2 separate regions of the Homo sapiens genome follow, and region 1 is linked to region 2. Evidence: chromatin loops called from intact Hi-C (ENCODE). Cell type or tissue: CD14-positive monocyte. All regions are shown on one strand. Each heading gives the region's core, and the rest is flanking DNA. Links, peaks and the distances in the headings are about the cores only.

Region 1 (9,503 bases), core at 1,088-9,087, 110 kb after region 2:
TAACCTGAAGGTCACCCGCTTTTCCCCAGTTACATTGTACATGCCATCAATTAGTAGGGGGTGGGCAGAGGTGGAAGATTTCAGGCACAGGCCTTAGACAGTTGATGCCCTCTGTTATTAAGGTAAATAAATCCTAGCAGTTCTTCCCACCTTTTGCACATCATGGCATGCACAGAAAGTTGAGATTGGAGGTGATCCATTATTGCTTGTAACCCATTTCCAACACACTTGTTTGGAAGTTCTTTTTTTTTCTTTTGAGACAGGGTCTCATTCTGTTGCTGGCACGATCATAGCTCACTGCAACTTCAGCTCCCGGGATCAAACTGTCCTTCCACCTCAGCCTCCTGAGTAGCTGGGACTACAGACACATGCTACCATGCTCGGCTAATTTTTAAAAAGTTTTTTAGTAGAGATGGGGTTTCACCATATTGCCCATGCTGGTCTTGAACTCCTGGACTCAATCAGTCTGCCCTCCTTGGCCTCCGAAAGTGCTGGGATTACAGCTGTTTGGCAGCTCTGCTATGGGGATATATCTGCAAGTTTCTAAGCTTGTTATATTTATGAAAGCATTCTGTACATTACAAGGTGCCATTCACATGTAAGATTTTATTAATAATGACTATTAAGACCAAGCTATTTGTTCTAGGAAGAGACATTGTGTACCATGATTTTTTTTGTTGTTGTTTTGGGAGCTGTCCTGAGAGAAGCAGGAGCAGATGCTAGACCAGTTGTGGAGTTAAGGTCTTGTATGTGATCTGGTGCAGTAATGAGGAGAAGTAGAAATGCAGGTGGTCAAGGGTTATATTATCCAAGACTTCTTACAGGAAACCAAGCAGCTGGTGAGATCCTCATTAAATTCTCTACCTTCTTCTCTGCCTATCCCAGTTCTCTCTGTAGTGAAATTCTGCTTTCTTTGTCAAGTCTTTCCCAGACTTTTTCTACCTCTTCTCCTGTAGGTGAAGGTCATTCACCATCCTCTGTCTGTTGTTATACCTGGTACATAGCTCCATTGCTTGTACTTCCAATGCTGCATTGTTTTCAGTTCCACACATCTTTTTTCCTTTTTAGACTGTGATCTCCTTGAAGTTTAGGCTGTGTCTGATTAATCCTTGTAGCTCCAGCCACACCCAGCTCCTTTCATCACACTCCCTCGTTAGGCATGGCTTGAATGCTCTTTGAGTACAGCTGAAATTTATCTCCCTGTGCCTTTCTCCCGTGGGTCCTCATTTTAACACCTGAAACAGCTTCAGATAAAGTTACTTTTATGCCAGCCATTTATACATCTGAATAATCTGCCACGTATGGCTCCAAACAGTCTTTATTTCTCTGAGCTAAACATTTTTACTTTTGTAATTTTGTTTTCCTGATTTTTTCCTCAGTAAGTACTGTATATGTTCCCTTTACCTCTCTGGTGCATAGAATCTTAGAATGTTAAGATTTGGAGAGGACTAGAGTTTGACTAGTCTAGGTTCTTCATCTAACCAGTATTGCTTCCATACTGATTACATAATTGAAACTGAGATATAGACATATTTTGGAGCAACACAAATATTTTAAGTATTTCACTGAGGAAGTTTAGATTTAGTAAATTTTTAAAAGTCCTTCATCGTTCATTCTTCATTAAAATGTATTTGCTGATGAGTATCTTATTAAAAGGGGGCACATTGGAAAGATATGTTTTATGATGCAGTGCATGTATGCTAAAGAAAGATCTTCAGATTCTTATAACATTCTTATTAAGAATTTGATTCTAAAGCCAAGCTACCTAGGCTTCAATCCTGCACCTGCCACATACTAGGTGTAAATTACTTAATCTTGGGTTAATTACTTAATCTCTGTGTGCCTCAGTTTCTGTATTTCTAAAGCAAGGTTAATGATAAGGTGGGTGTTAGGAGGTTTAAATGAGTTAGTACTTCCAAACCACTAAGAGTTATGCCTGGCCCATAGTAAACATTTCGTATATGGTAGATGCTGCTACTGCTGCTGCCACCACCATCACTGCTACTATTATTATTATTATTGAGTTCTACAAGCATCTGGTGAGATGTGTAAAGCCCCTGTGAAAGTTCTCATAGAACCTTAGTAAGACACCATGTATTTATGATACAAGCTTCTTGCCTTTTTAAAAATTTTTTATTTTATTTAAAGCTTCTTGTCTTAATGAGAGACCCTGTATACCACTCTGCACTGAAACATGATTTGACCCAGACCGTAACGACATCTATGGAGTAATAAAGTATTTTTTCATAGGATTTTACCGTATAAGCAATTGAAGAAATGGCAGAAGACCCATTAGCTTTTGGAGTCTGTTCCTTTGAGACCAACTTGCTAGGAATCCATTTCCTATCTTTTTAAAAAGAGTAAATTAATTTTCCTCATTGACATTCTGTAAACAGAATACTGGCAGCTTATATTTTATGGAACGTAATGTTTTAAAGTGAACCTAATTTTTCTTAGTAAACTGCTTTTAATAATGCATCAGAGTAATTTTTTTCCCTCTGTTGTCAGGTTGCTATCAAGATCATAGATAAGACCCAGCTGGATGAAGAAAACTTGAAGAAGATTTTCCGGGAAGTTCAAATTATGAAGATGCTTTGCCACCCCCATATCATCAGGCTCTACCAGGTAGGATCATTAGTGTATAGCAGATAGCTGCAAAGAACCCAGAATATTGTATGTATGGCTCCCTTTGAAGAAATGTGGGTGGGTGAACATCTGTGACTTTTTTTGTTTCTATGTTAATCCTGCTATCTTTCCTACCCTTCTGTTTACGCGCTCAGCACTTAGTATCCTCAAGTTTCCCCTGGCCATTTACTAGTACGTTTTCCTTACCCAGGTAGGTCTTTTTAATTTGTTCTTTAAAATTTGATGCCATTCTTAGCAACAACTACACAAAATGTTAATTCAGAAGATGATGAGAATTTATTTTATTTAGTTCAGAGTTCTAACACAGGATGGGAAACTCAAAAAGAAGAGAATTTAGAGAGGTGAAAAGTTAGAGATGAATATAACATTTTTTTAATAGCATTATTTGAATACTAGTTTCTGTGATCATGTTATAAATTGTTATGGCAAAGGACTGCTTCTTGGATCAATCAAAACCTACCTCTTTTCTATTCTAATAGGATTGTAGACTTAGTTTTCCAAGGTAGTAATTATTTTGATAATCAAGAGACCAGATCAAGTGACCAGATCTCTCCAATAGGAGAGATTTCTATTTTAGTTTTTTTTTTTTTTGGTCTTCCCAAGAAACATGCATATTTCATGCCATCATCAAAATGATTCCCTAGCATAACTACAAAAGCAGTAAATCTGATGGCTGGAATTTCAAGCGGGATAGGAGGAGAGGACCTTGCCTTAGCAGGCTGGTGAAAGAGATATTTTGGGAGAGGTGGGGCTTCGGGATGCTTCTCAAATTGCAATGTGTTGGCAGCCGAGAACTTTGCCTCTGCATAGGCCCAACTCTACTTGCTGCTTTCTGCCAGAACAGCCATCTCTTAGTTCTGAAGGACGTGGCCACCCACTTGGTTATTTTGCTGCTGTTAGTCTGCAGTAAATGGTTACTGGCCCAGACATAGGACCATGTGTAAAAGTGGAGAAAGTACACCCAAGGCTCTATGGGCAAGCTTTCGTAGCCTCTTAGTTTTATGGAAAAGAAAACATGTTGTGATATTAACATGTGTGGTTAAAACTACAGCGTTAGAGCTCTTCCCTGGCATCAGCTGCTCACATAATGAAATTAGGTCAACAGGAGCAGACCTGTTGAAATTTATCAGCCTAAATTATGTTGAACAACGCCTACCTTCTGCCCCACAAGCAAACTTATGAAAGCTTCCTGGTGCTGCCTGAAGACCTATATCTGTGAGCTCACAGGTGTCTAACCTCAGCTTCCTTCCTATCCTGATGGGCTGAATAAATTTCTTGACCTTACCTTTTAAAATAAATCATCTTTAAATAATTGTGGGGCTTAGGCTGACCTTTCTCAAGAGGTTGACTTATAGCTATTACCCTTGTAACTGAATTCTGCAAGTTTGCCTGTCTTACCCAAGATTAGCCTATGAGGATTTCCACAGGTCCAGTGCTAGCTTTGAGCAGTGCCTTCTTTCAAGCTTTAATTTTGCTTTCTGGCAGCTGGGTTTTTTAAATTTTATTTATTTATTTATTTATTTATTTTTGAGACGAAGTCTCACTCTGTTGCCCGGGCTGGAGTGCAGTGGCATGATCTCTGCTCACTGCAGCCTGCGCCTCCTGGGTTCAAGTGATTCTACTGCCTCAGCCTTCCAAGTAGCTGGGATCACAGGCATGTGCCACCACGCCCAGCTAATTTTTGTATTTTTAGTAGAAACGGGGTTTCACTGTGTTGGCCAGGCTGGTCTCGAACTCCTAATCTCAAGTGATCCACCCACCTCGGCCTCCCAAAGTGCTGGGATTACAGGCGTGAGCCACTGCGCCTGGCCGGAACTGAATTTTTAATTGTATTTAGTTTTAATTAATTTAAGTGTAAAACTAAAAATAATTTTAAAAAGAATTGTTGAAATGATAGTATTTTGGATATATTGGGGTAAATAAAAAGTAGTATTAGAATTATCTTCACCTTTTCCTTTTTCCTTTTTAAATGTGGCTACTAGAAAAGTTAAAATAATATATGCAGTTCATATTATATTTCTATTGGACAGCACTGTTGTAGAAAGATATACAATAAGCAGAGAACAGTGTTCCTCTGGGGATTGAGATGGAGGAGATTGGGAAGAGGAAAGCCTTTGGTCTTTTGTTTTATAATGAGTGTATGTAATCATTATTACTTTTAAAAATGTTTGATGGAAAATGTAAAAAGGAAGAAAGGACTGACAACATACTACAATGAATTTTAAAAAGGAGCAACAAAGGGACCAAGACAAAACACAAATCACTTACGTTACTTTAAAAGGTTGAGTATTTTAAATTACTGTTCTCTTTTTTTCAAATAAATGGGCAGTGGAAAGGAAAGTTGTCATTTCTATAAAAAAAAGAAAGACATATGTGATTTCTGTGGCGTTCTTATGTGACTCCCATTATTTTCCCCAAAGGCTTCTTTTTGCTTTAGTTTTTTTTTTTTTGATTTGATAGGGCATTTTTGTGCTTCAGATGATTGATGTTGAATCTGAAGTTTAAGTTTTGGTTCTTGACAACTTCTTTGCCTCTCAGTTTTATGGAGCTTAAGAGATTGCAGAGACCTCATGGAACATCAAAAAGCCTATCTCTCTCAAGCAATAAATGTTTCCTACTTTTAAGAACTTGGAGGAATATCTAATTTTCCCTTTCTTCTTAATAACATTTATATTTGTTTCCCCAAAAATGTTTTAAATTTTCTTTAATCTATAGTGGTTATTAATATTTCAAATGAGAAAAGAGGAGTCATTAGTTTATCTTCCTGTATCAGCCTGTCATTTGTGTCACTGTCTGTCACTTTCCTGCCTTTGCACCAGGTTATGGAGACAGAACGGATGATTTATCTGGTGACAGAATATGCTAGTGGAGGGGAAATATTTGGTAAGTACATTTATTGCATTCTTTAAACAGCTATTGAGCACACTATGGCAAACCTAAAATAGCTGTTCAGTGCCTTTGTCACTTGAGCAGCAGTCACTTGATGCTGTTCTTCAATCCTGCCATTTTCTATCAACAAAGGCATTTTAATTTGTTTTGATTAATCTAGTAAAATCCCTTTAACACATTTGTTTCCTTAGCAAAGGTGTTTTGTTTATTTCAGTCAGGCGCTGACAGTTGAGATTAAAGATCTCCAAAAACAAGCATCCTTTCTGAACGTGGGACTTAGGGTCTTTCCTGTTTGCAGGTTTTAATTGAGGTTACCAAGTGCGACAGAACTCACACAAGTGTGTGGGCCTCTGTTGTGTCAGAAAGAGCCACTTAGAGCACATAATCTCACCCGAGTGCGTTCCTTAAACTTTGTTTAAATATAACATGTAACTATATTATTTACCATGTGTTCACAGTTCCCCTCAGTAATTCTTGTAATTTTGGGGGTTCTGCCTTCAGTAGCTATATTTTCCTCTCACACTTAGCTTTAGCACAATGTCAGAAATAAGCAAGAGACTTTGTTACTGACAAATCTGATTTTTAAGATGCTAAAAACTGACAAAACGATTTTTTTTCTAACAGTGATAAATGGAGCCAAGTAGAGTTAAAGGGTAAACTTCCAAATCTAAATTGATGTGTCTTTTATTTTTTCTTTTGGCAACTAACTACAGAGAAAAGTTTCTTTATATACTTTATTTGTCTAATTTCCTCATTTTAAAAAAAATTTATCAATATGAACACTTGCTAGTTTAAAATTTTTTAATTTTTATTTTAAACATTTGCTCCTTCCTGCACGATAAAATGTATTTAAAAGCATAGAATCACTTTTAAAATGAATCTTCTTATTAATGACTAGTCAGTTGTGGCTGCATGGATGTGTGTGTGTGTGTGTTTGTGTTTTTAAAGTTTCCCTAGCGATCTAGTGTTTTTTTGTGTGTCAAAGTATCTTTAGGGTAAGTGCTAGTCCTTTTTAAAAGAGGTATCATTATTTCTTAATTTTATATTTAATTGGCTTTGTATATGTGATTAGTTAATGTCAAAGCTAATGGTGATAGAAATTTATACTCAATATAGTATGGGAGGGGATACTTTATTTTAAAGAAATGAAAGCATTACAAGATTTGAAGGATAGCATTGTTTGTCAAGAAGGTATAGTAGGCCTTCACTATGTATGATAATTATATGCCAATCATGTGCCTTGGAGATGCTGACTCAATTAAGACACTGGTTTTCCTTTCCGTGGAGAAATCTGGTGGAAAACAGACAGGGAAATCAACATATTACTTTGAAGATGAGAATGGAAACTGTAAAACTCTGTATAGTAGAGAACAGTAGTGCAGATGGCAGTTTGGTTAACTCTTGGAGATCAGGGAAATCTTCCTGGAGGGCATGGTTATATGGAAATTTATGAACCAGAAAATGAAAGCACAAGAGAGAATATTTGGAGAGAGAGAAATAGCAGTCATGTTATTGGGAGACTATACTATGGTCTGACATTCCAGGCACATGTTATGATAAACCTGCCTTAATTAAGATCACAAATGTATACAAAGGCAAATAGAAAACTTTCATTATCTAGATAAGGTTTTTTCTTTGGACAAGGTATTGCTCTGCTGCCCTGGCTGGAATGCAGTGGTGCAATCCTAGCTCACTGCAGCCTCGAACTCCTGGGCTCAAGTGATCCTCCTGCCTCAGCCATCTGAGTAGCTGATACTATAGCTGTGCACTAGCATACCTGGCTAATTTTTAAATTTTTAGTAGAGACGGGGGTCTCACTATATTGTTCAGGCTGGAAGATACCTTTTTACAAGTTTTATTCTATAAAAAGTCAAACATCTCCCAAATCCTTGAGCTGCCTGTTAGGTATTTTATTTCATAGAACGACATTTATTGGTGGGGAAACAATGGTAATTTGGGGAGAAAAAAGATCATGTCATCTTAATGTTTGTAATAAAAAAAGACCCAAACACAGGGCACATCAATCTACCTTACTCTTTAAGAAAGCAGATTTTATTTATTTATTTATTTATTTATTTATTTATTTATTTATTTATTCTTTTTTGAGCTAGGGTCTTGGCTCTGTTGACCAGGTGAAGTGCAGTAACGGGATCACAGCTCAGTGCACCCCCAGCTTCCTGGGCTCAAGTAATCCTCCTGCCTTAGCTTCCTGAGTAGCTGGGACTGTAGGTATACACCACCATGCCAGGCTAATTTTTAAATTTTTATAGCGATTAGGTCTCATTATGTTGCCCAGGCTGGTTGTGAACTCCTGGGCTGTAGCAATCCTCCTGCCTTGGCCTCCCAAAGTGTTGGGATTATAGGCATGAGCTACTGCACCCAGCAGGAAGCAGTATTAGAGAGATCCGTTTCTTGGTCCTGGACTTCATGTGAATGTACCTCAAGGGATGAACAAACAGAATACCACTTCTGATAATGTTATTTTAAAAACAAAATATTTTAGGTTGGTGAAAAAGTAATTGTGGCTTTTGTCATTGAAAGTAATGGCAAAAACCGCAATTACTTTTGCACCAACCTATAATTATATATTGTAACACATATTATGTAATATATAACAATAGAATTTGAAATGTTATTATTGATACTATTAAGTAATATTATTATAAAAGATCCAGATGTGGAAGAAAATAGTGTATTACCTAAAGAAATTATTGAGACTGCACAGGGATAGAACTGTCTCATGAGCTCTGATTTTTAAAAATGTCTGTGTAAAAAAGATGAAAGGGGCTTAGTCAAGAAAACCTGGGCTTTGGATGTATTTAGACCTAGGTTTGAATCAGATCTCTGTCACCTATTTGCCCTTTTACTTAGAGCAAATTACTAGATGATTCTGGTGCACAGGTTCCAGGTCTGTATAAGGTAAGATCTAGAATATTTGTATTATAGTTGTGAAGATTAAATGAGATCGCATATATAGAGCTCTAGCACAGTGCTTCCTTACGCCTTCATGTGAGAGAGAGATCAACTTCTGCCGTCAAGGTGTGAGGAGCTCTGCTGACCTGCCTTGCTTGCTGAAACAAGTGAAAACTATTAAAGAAAACAAAACCCAGTCATTTAAAGTCTCTGGAAATCGTCCTAAGAGTAAGCAGAAAATGAAGGAACATTATTCAAGAACATCTGTGCAAATTCGGTAAGAAACAAAGTCTGGTCAGCAAGGTGGAAATTCCCGTCCAGGCTACTGCAGCCAAGAACGCAGGGCTTCCTTCTGTCAAAAGACAAAATTGCAAGTTTAGTTTGATGATCCCAGTTGGCTTTATTTGCGATTCTAGAATCGGACAACATTTCATTTCATAGAATAAGTGTTCCAGTAAGTTGAGCAGAAGAGTTTGGCTTATGGACAGAAGGGCTTAAGAAGTCTGAACAGTGTATTGGTTACTTTTAAACAGAACAATAGAAAATTAACCAGTTAACATCAGGTTACTTCGGGCTACCTTTTTTAGTAAGGATTAAAGCAGAGGGAACTTCATCATTGTGCCAGTTAAAGATTTTAGACTGGGCTGTTTGGGAAATTGGCTGTTATCTCTTTCTCCTGATTTCTCAGGTCAGATAACAACCTAGTTTTCGCTTTGGAACTTTAGCATGAGTGACTCCATTTTGATATTTAGTTTGGTCTGTTGGTGCCTAGTGCAGAAGTTTATTCGAAAACAATGGTCTCCTGTAATTTTTATTTGTCACTTCTCCTCAATTCTCTCCAGCATCTGAATAGCAGCTTTCTTCCCAGGAGGATTTGGACATCAGCAATTCTCATTCTGCCCCGAGCTGCCTATTGCTGAGTCCTGGAGAAGTGCAGTTAAGAGATGGGGGCCCCTTCTTCTACTCAGCCCCCACTTGTGGAACTTGATCAGGTATGCCGAGAATACTAGGACCCAGATCACTCTTGCCTTGGGTATTAAGACAGTGGTTTCACT
Region 2 (9,503 bases), core at 1,062-9,061:
CTTATATATATGTTTGAAAATTTCCATAAAATAACAACAACAAACCCCCCCCCCCCCAAAAAAAAATCTTAACAACTACCAGAACTGGCAGAATTGTCAAGCCTACCCCTTTATCTTCTTTCTCTCTAATTTTAGATGGGCAAGTAAAGCCATAGATTCATGCTGATGTTTCCAAATGGGAATGCAGTTTAGATTTCCATCCCCTTAAGTTTCAATCTATCTGTAGTGCAGCATCACTGAGAGAACAAGCCCTGCTATTTTCCCAGCAGTGTGGTAAGTTACAACAGGGTAGGAGTCATACTACCCATCTTTAAGGCTCTTCCTCCTTATAGGTGAAGAAATAAGATTTAAAAAGCAAAACATAATTAGAGAATAGGAAAATGTGGTTTAAAATTATATGTCATATTTTATAGTTCTGGCCAAACATAAGAAATTCTAGAGAAAGGAAAGAACATTTTGGGTTAGGAATAACCAAAGGCTTTTCTTTTGAAACAGGGTCTCACTCTGTCACCCAGTTTGGAGTGCAGTGGTGCATTTATGGCTCACTGTGGCCTCAACCGCTTGGGCTCGCTGCAGCCTCAGCCTCCTGGGCTCAGCTGCCTGAGTAGCTGGGACTACAGGCATGCGCCACCTGTCCAGCTAATTTTTGTATTACTTTAGAGATAGGGTCTCGCTATATTGCCCAGGCTGGTTTCAAACTCCTGGGCTCAAGTGACCCTCCTACTTTGGCCTCGCAAAGTGCTAGGTTTACAGGCATGAGCCATCATGCCAGACCACAAAGACATTTTTTATTAGGCCAGTGGATGTTCGGATCATCTTTAAACAACATTGAAAGTTGAATTGCTGACAGTAATATGGGGATAGCATTCCAGGGAGAGAAAATACTATGTTTGGTGGAGAATAGATGAATTTGGATTGGGGAACAGAAGATATTTTTGATGGGTAGGATGGGGTCATTTCATAAAGGACATGAATTTTTAGTTGAGACATTTGGGCTTGATCTTATAGACCTTAAGGAGCCATTTTTGGGGTGTGGGGAACCATTTTTGACCCTTAAGCTACCTAAGTATTTATTAATTTGGTTTGATGATAATATTGTGTATTCTTAGTTGCAGGCTTTTGCATAGAGAGTATAACTTGACTTTGTAGCCTTTACATTCTTTTTAACATAAATTTGTTATTTCCACAGTGTTCCAAAAGTTATTCAGGGACCAGAATTAATATTTATTTTTTACAAATTATTTATTTATTTATTTTTGAGACAGGGTCTTGTTCTGTTGCCCAGGCTGGAGTGCAGTGGCGCGATCTCGGCTCACTGCAGCCTCCGCCTCCCGGGTTGAAGCGATTCTGCCTCAACCTCCCCAGTAGCTTGGACTACAGGTGCCTGTCACCATGCCCAGCTAATTTTTGTATTTTTAGTAGAGATGGGGTTTCACCATGTTGGCCTGGCTGGTTTCGAACTCCTGACCTCAAGTGATCCTCCCGCCTTGGCCTCTCAAAGTGCTGGGATTACAGGCATGAGCCACCGTGCCTGGCCACATTTTGATATTTTTAATCAACTTTATTGAGGCATAATTTACATTCAATAAGATTGAACCATTTTAAGTTTACAATTTGAATTTTGACAAATATACACACCCATTTAATAACCATACAATCAAGATACAGAACAATTCAGTCTCGCAGAAAGTTACAGTAGCACTGTTTGCATTCATTCTCATCCTCCTCCACTTCCAGAAAACCACTGATTTGCTGTCACCATAGGTTAGTTTTGCTTTTTCTGGAATTTCATATAAATGGCCTCATCTAGGATGTACTCTTCTTTCATCAGCATTCTTTAAGATTCATTTATTGTTGTTTGTATCAGAGTTTGTTGTTTTTTATTGCTGAGTGGTAATCTGAGTAGTGTTACATTGTATGGATGTAACAAGATTTGTTTATTCATTCACCTATTGATGAACATTTGGATTGTGTCTGGTTTTCTTGCTTTTATGAATAAGGCTGTTATGAACTTCATGTACAGCTTTGCGTAGATGTATGTTTTCATTTCTCTTAGGTAAATACCTTACAGTGGAATGGCTGGGTCATATGGTTGGTAGGTTTATGTTTAACTTTTAAAGAAACTGCCAAATTGTCTTCCAAAGTTGCCGTACCATTTTATATTCTCTTTAGCAATATATGAGATAGGAGAGTTCTAGTTGCTTTAAATCCTTACCATTGCTAAAATGATATATCTTAAATTTTAGTTGTTCCAATAGTTGTGTCATGGTATCTTGTGGTTTTAATTTACATTTCCCTAATGACTAATGATATTGAGTATCTTTTTATGTACTTATTTTCATGCTGTGTATCTTCTTTGGTGAAGCATTTGTTCAGATCTTTTGCTCATTAAAAGAAATGGGCTGACCGGGCACAGTGGCTCATGCATGCCTGTAATCCCAGCACTTTGGGAGGCCAAAGTGGGAGGACCACTTGAAGCCAGGAGTTCGAGACCACCCTGGGCAACAAGCGACACTCTGTCTCTACAAAAAACTTAAGAATTAGCTGGGTGCTTGGCATGTGCCTTTAGTCCCAGCTATTCAGGAGTTTAAGGTGGGGGGATCACTTGAGCCTAGCTGTTTAAGGCTGCAGTGAGCTGTGATGGTGCCATTGCACTCCAACTTGAGTGACAGAGCAAGACCCTGTCTTTCCAAAAAAAAAAAAAAAAGGATTGTTTCTTTATAGTTGAATATTGAGAATTCTTTATATATCCTGGATACAAGTCCTGTGTTATATAAATGCTTTACGCTTTGCAAAGATTTTTTTTTTTTCCGATTCCATGGCTTATTTTTTCATTCTTTCAGCAGTGTCTTTTGAAGAGCAAGAGTTTTTAGAGGCCAGGTGCGGTGGCTCACGCCTGTAATCCCAGTACTTTGGGAGGCCGAGTTGGGTGGATCACTTAAGGTCAGGAGTTTGAGACCAGCCTGACCAACATGGTGAAACCTCATCTCTATGAAAATACAAAAATTAGCCAGACATGGTGGCGTGTGCCTGTAATCCCAGCTACTCAGGAGGCTGAGGCAGGAGAATCACTTGAATCCGGAGGCGGAGGTTGCAGTGAGCTGAGGTCACACCACTGCACTCCAGCCTGGGTGACAGAGCAAAACTCCATCTCAAAAAAAAAAAAAAGAAGAAAAGAAAAGAAAAATAAAGTATTCTAGTGAAGACCGGATTCCTTGGCATAAGACACCAGGAATTTTAGATTGATAGGAGTAAAAATAAATAAAGAAATATTGGCTCAGGGAATAAACTTCATTAAAATCAATTTATGGGCCAGGTTTGGCGGCTCACACCTGTAATTGTGCAGCACTTTGGGAGACTGAGGTGGGCAGATCACTTGGGGCCAGGAGTTCGAGACCAGCCTGGCCAACAGAGTGAAGCCCTGTCTCTACTGAAAATACAAAAATTAGCCAGGTGTGGTGGTGCATGCCTGTAATACCAGCTACTAGGGTGGCTGAGGCAGATGAATTGCTTGAATCCTGGAGGTAGTGGTTGCAGTGAGCTGAGATCGTGCCACTACACTCCAACAGTGTGAGACTCTGTGTCAAAAAAAAAAAAAAATCAATTTATGAAAGTTATTTTTAAATTTGAAGATATTGAAGATACTAAATTTGTGTTTAAAAAGCATTTATTTTGATCAACTCCGCTGTATAGAATATTTTGTCTTAAGTCACTGTAAAGTTTCCATGCCCTCAAATGAAATACAGTGCCAGGTTTAACATTCGTTTTCATGGATTGTTTTCAAAAGTTATTGAGTTGTCTGATTTGCTGTAAAAAAAATGAAAAATTCATTTCTTTTATTAACATGATGTATTTACTGTGATTATTCTAATAGACTAATGGACTTTTAATTTTACTGTTTAAAATAGTTTATAATTAAAATTTAATATCCAGTCTTCACTTGTTCTTTCATTTTTTAAAATAATAAAGTAGTTTGGGGTTTATCAGAACAAGGGAAGAAACCAAGCTACGTCTCATTTTATGTTGGGTAAGAATCACTAGAGACGAAATTATTATTATTATTATTGTTATTATTATTATTATTATTATTTTTGAGATGGAGTCTCCCTGTGTCACCCAGGCTGGAGTGCAGTGGTGCAATCTCAGCTCGCTGCAACCTCTGCCTGCTGGGTTCAAGCAGTTCTTCTGCCTCAGCCTCCCGAGTAGCTGGGACTACAGGCGTGTGCCACCTTGCCCAGCTAATTTTTTGTATTTTTAGTGGAGATGGGGTTTCACCATGCTGACCGGGCTGGTTTTGAACTCCTGACCTCGTGATCTGCCCACCTCGGCTTCCCAAAGTGCTGGGATTACAGGCGTGAGCCACCGCCTGGCCGACAAAGTTACTTTCTATGGGATCAATTCCTGAGTTTTATCTAACACGAGAATTTTAGCAATTAAAAGTCAAGTGCAGTTCAGATATATTAGTTTAGGTAATATTTTTAGTGTTTGAAGAGAGCTCAATTTGTAAGCCATTTAGCTACTAATTACCCTGCCTTTGCTGTAGAAAGAACTTAAATGAAAGACCTGTTTTAAGATGCCTTTTTAAAAAGCAGCCGTTGTAGGTATAAGAGTTGAAAAATCAAGATCTAGGCAGCAGTGGAGAATTATGAAGTCTGATAAGATAATATGCTAAAATTGTATTGTTAATTCTGATTTGTGACAGTGCTTATCAGTAGAAAAGAAATGTGATCTGTGGTTAAAGACTGAACTGCCACTAAATGTAAAATGTTTTTTAGATGAGTTGGAAGAATGCTGAACCAGTCTTTATTGCCCAAGATGGCTTTGAGTCAGCAATCTCAAAGAATAAAGAAAAAGGAGTTAAGAGTGAGAGGCAATAAGTAATATGCTGTTTTCATTTAAGATGTCTTGAAGAGATAATTAAAAAGTTGTAGGGGTATAGGAATTGTGATGTTTCTCTGGTGTTAATGAAGTCTACTATAAATTAGATAATACAGGCACTCTAAATTATTGTTTTTCCTTTTTTAAATTCTTGGCAGTTACTGACAAATTATACTCAGGATCAAGTTTAAGTCTCAGTACATGAATGACCCTGACATTGAAAACCCTGAAGGATGTTGACCTTAGTTTTGACCTGGCTTTATCCTGAGCAGCCTCTGTGAATTCTTAATGCTGTGCTCTTTAACAGGGGTACTTTTTCCAGATGTTTTTGATACTGTATTCATTAACATATAATAAAGTTATCAGTGTCCCTGAAGGCTAATTTTTTTTTTCTGACTGAATATGAGATATGGAGCGTGCAATTTGTACTTATTGGTATTAACATTACCAACAAGGTTTGTCTTTTTCTTATAAGATGGGGAATCTTAAGAAACTTCAGGCCAGGCGTGGTGGCTCATGCCTGTAATCCTAGCTTTGGGAAGCTGAAGTGGGGCGAATCACTTGAGATCAGGAGTTCGAGAACAGCCTGGCCAAGGTGAAACCCCGTCTCTACTAAAAATACAAAAAATTAGCCAGGCGTAGTGGTGGATGCCTGTAATTCCAGCTACTTGGGAGGCTGAGGCCCGGGAGACAGAGGTTGCAGTGAGCCGAGATCATGCCATTACACTCCAGCCTGGGCAACAGGGTGAGATTCCATCTAAAAAAAAAAAAAAAAAAGAAACTTCATTAAGAAGTTAAAGCCTGGGTATGCTCTCCTTGATAATTTCTTTTTACTCACATCTTTATTGGTAAATCAGGCCAGAAGGATTATTTACCTTTTCAGAAAGGGAAACTAGGTTCTACGGTTTGGTTACAGATAGCCTGGCAGCTGACTTTACATTGGGCAGAGGAGACTGCCGTACTTAGTGGTTCTGAGAAACCAAGAGAGTATTGCCTGCTACAGCTATGAGAAAAGGTATTGAATCTTCCCCCTCCTTTGTGGGGGAATTCCAATCTCACTAATTTATGGTTTCAGTGTAGTTATGGTCATAGCTTCTGAGACGTGGGTACTCATTGAAGCTAACAGTTTTAGAGAAAGGGGAGGGTGTTTAATTCCAATAACTGGTAGTTTATATCACTTTAATAATTTAGACCCAATGATATGAAGATTAGTTAGTATAAGGCAGATATACATGTAATACATTCTTTTAAATATTGTACAAGGAGTAAGAAACCCCTTTAAGTAGTCATGTAATTCATTATAGCAGCTGAACATTTCTAAGTGCAACATTATAGGAAACCAGTAAAGCTGATTTCTGATTTATCTGCAGCAAAAGAATTTAATATTCCAACTTCAGCAAAAGGCAATTAAAAACAAACTTAAATCACATTGTGTGCTTTTAATACGTATGTTTTTTTCCATGCTGTCTGATGTATTTTAGTTCTTAGTCATTTACTTCCATTAGTTTCCAAATTGGTTGAGGGAATTAAATTGGTAGCCAAGTTACCTATACAAGATTTTCCTACTGTGTATGTGAACCACTCTTTCTGGGAAAATCCTCCCGTTGGCACTTTTCTTGAAGGCATGCACTTTTTCCACACTTAGTGATTTGGGGACTGAAGCCTGCATTTAGCCTGTATTTAGTCAGAGGTGACAAATGGCTAAATTTTTTTTTTCCAGTTTAGAGATTGAGAAATGATTCAGAATTGAAACTAAAGTGAATTTGGACTTACTGTATTTCTTTGCAATTACTTTTAAACAATTGCTGTCTGTTACTATTAGGCATATTTTGGACCTATGGGTTCCATTTTGGGCCGATATTTGGTGTTATGTTGTTAAATTTCTTGCCTGGCTTAGATGGTTCATTGTTGAAACTAAACTGGAACTAGGTTTGATCAGAGGGCCAATGGAAATGCACGTTGTGGCCCATTTGGGGAGGACAAAATTTGACATATTTTTACTTTAAGAATTCTTAGGAAAATTTGGATAACGTGAGAATATATTTCCAAAGGGTTAAGTAATTTTCGAGGGAAAATCAGAAAGCTTGTAATTCCTACTGAAAATATTAGCCTGCTGAAATATTAGCCTATTTCCTACTGAAAATATAACATTAGCAGGCCGGGCACAGTGGAGTTCACGCCTGGCTAATTTTTGTATTTTTAGTAGAGATGGGGTTTCACCATGTTGGCCAGGCTGGTCTTGAACTCCTGACCTCAAATGATCTGCCTACCTACGCCTCCCAAAGTGCTGGGATTACAGGCGTGAACCACTGTGCCTGGCTTGACTTTTTTATTTAAAAAAAAAAAATCTATACCCAATTGCCCTATCAGTTTATCATTTACTCACTTATTTGAAACGGTCATATTAACATACACTCTTTATTTATTTATGTGCCTATACTTTGTTTTAATTACTGTATCTTTAGAATATGTTTCAAAATTTCATTAACTATTATAATTGATTCTCTTTTTTTGTAACGTATCATCAGCAAATAATAATTTGGACTCTTCTAATATTTCTGCTTATTTATTGACATTTTCAAAGAATAGCTTATGATTGATAATAATCATACCAGCGAATACAGTGCTTTTCAACTTAAATATGCACAGCAATTACCTGAGGATCTTATTAAAATGAAGACTCAGTAGGGCTGGAGTGGCCTGAGAGTCTGCATTTTGACAAGCTCCCAGGTAATGTTGACTTATGGGTTCATAGACCTTATGTTGAGTTACAGGGAACTAAGATTTATTGAGTACTTAATTTGTTCTGGTCAGTGCTTTTACATCTGTGAACTCGTTTAATCTTTAAAACTCCATGATGATTATTATCCCCAATTTGCCAGTGAAGAAACTGACACTTAGAGAAGTTTATAACTTACCCAAAGTGACGCAACCATTAAGTGGAAGAGCCAGACTGAGCCCAAGCAGAGTTTGCACTCTGAACCTCTCGAATATATTGCTTTACCACATGCGTGTTCGCTCACACACACACACAACAGACATTATCTTCTCTTGTGTGACTCAAATGGTAATACCTTAAAATTTTTTTTTTAATGAATAGGCTTTATTTTATCTATTTTTTGAGATGGGGTCTTGCTCTGTTGCCCAGGAGTGCAGTGGTATGATCGCAGCTTACCACAGCCCTGAACTTCTGGGCTCAAGCCATCTTCCTGCCTCAGCCTCCTGAGTAGCTGGGACTACCGGTGTGTGCCACCATGCCCAACTAATTTTTAATTTTTGATAGAGACGAGGTCTTACTGTGTTAGCCCTGCCTGGTCTCAAACTCCTGGCCTCAAGCGATCCCTTCACCTCAGCCTCCAAAAGTTCTGATATTACAGGTGTGAGCCACAGCATCTGGCCAGGCTTTATGTTGAGAAGTTTAGAGTTTACAGAAAAGTTGAGCAGAAAGTACGGAGAAATCCCACATATCCCATTATCTCTGCCTGTCCTCACGATTTTCCCTGATATTAACATCTTGCATTAGTGTGGTACATTTGCTACAATTGATGAGCAATATTGGTACATTAACTAAAATTCATAGTTTACATTAGAATCCATAGTTTGTGTTGCACATTTGTAAGAGTTTTCACAAATTTGTAATGTTGCATATCCATTATTACAGTATCATACAGAATAATTTCACTACCCTAAGAATTCCCTGTGCTGTACCTATTCATCCCTTCCTCTCCTCAGTCCCTGGCAATCACTGATTTTTTTTTTTTTTTTTGAGATGGAGTTTTGCTCTTGTCATCCAGGCTGGAGTGCAATGGCATGCTCTCGGCTCACTGCAAACTCTGCCTCTCGGGTTCAAGCGATTCTCCTCCCTCAGCCTCCCGAGTAGCTGGGATTACAGGCATGCGCCACCACGCCTGGCTAATTTTTATATTTTTAGTAGAGATGGGGTTTCACCATGTTGGCCAGGTTGGTCTCGAACTCCTGATCTCAGGTGATCCGCCTGCCTCGGCCTCTCAAAGTGCTGGGATTACAGGCATGAGCCACCTCGCCTGGCCAATCACTGATCTTTTTACTGTCTCCATAGTTTTGATGTTACCAGAATGGCATTATTGCATGTAGCCTTTTCAGATTGACTTTTTTTCACTTAGTAAAGTGCATTTAGGTTTCCTCCAAGTTTTTTCATGGTTTGATAGCTCATTGTTTTTAGCACTAATATTCCATTGTCTGGATTTCCACTGTTTATTTACCCATTCACCTATTAAGGAACTTGTTGGTTGCTTTCAACTTTTTTCAACTATGAATAAAGCTGCTATAAACATCTGTCTGCAGGTTTTGTGTGGATATATGTTTTCAGCTCATTTGGCTAAATACCAAAGACAGAACTGCGTGATCATATAGTAAGAGAATGTTTAGTTTTCTAGAAACTGCCAAACTGTCTTACAAAGTGGCTGTACTATTTTGCTTTCCCACCAGCAGTAAATGAGAGTTCCTGTTGTTCTATATCCTTACCAGCATTTGATGTTGTCACTGCTTTGAATTTTAGCCATTCTAATAGGTATGTGGTGTCTCGTTGTTGTTTTAATTTGCAGTAGCCTAGTAACATATGATGTTTAGCATCTTTTCATACACTA

The links. Hi-C counts contacts between places; a loop is a spot of excess contacts. Peaks named below come from ENCODE experiments on the same cell type or tissue, not always from the same donor. Only the 100,000 strongest peaks of a DNase experiment are listed, where the experiment ranks them.
Region 1: a loop joins it to region 2, with 2.0 times the contacts of the local background. A loop is called at or near these places in 1 of 110 quality-filtered maps.

Annotation. Positions count from the first base shown.
Region 1 is chr11:116,950,070-116,959,572 of GRCh38, reverse strand. It overlaps SIK3 (SIK family kinase 3), which reads left to right. Exons shown (of 25, transcript NM_001366686.3): 2 at 2,509-2,625; 3 at 5,466-5,529. Among named protein-coding and RNA genes, the nearest start is that of APOA1, 120 kb to the right of the region's middle. In CD14-positive monocyte, for the core only: no CTCF peak of the experiment used is centred there; no DNase peak of the experiment used is centred there; H3K27ac peaks cover 1,012 bases.
Region 2 is chr11:117,059,739-117,069,241 of GRCh38, reverse strand. The region is part of intron 1 of SIK3 (SIK family kinase 3); the gene reads left to right. Among named protein-coding and RNA genes, the nearest start is that of SIK3, 34 kb to the left of the region's middle. RefSeq lists a silencer at 4,632-4,832 and enhancers at 5,614-5,713, 5,894-6,003. In CD14-positive monocyte, for the core only: no CTCF peak of the experiment used is centred there; no DNase peak of the experiment used is centred there; H3K27ac peaks cover 565 bases.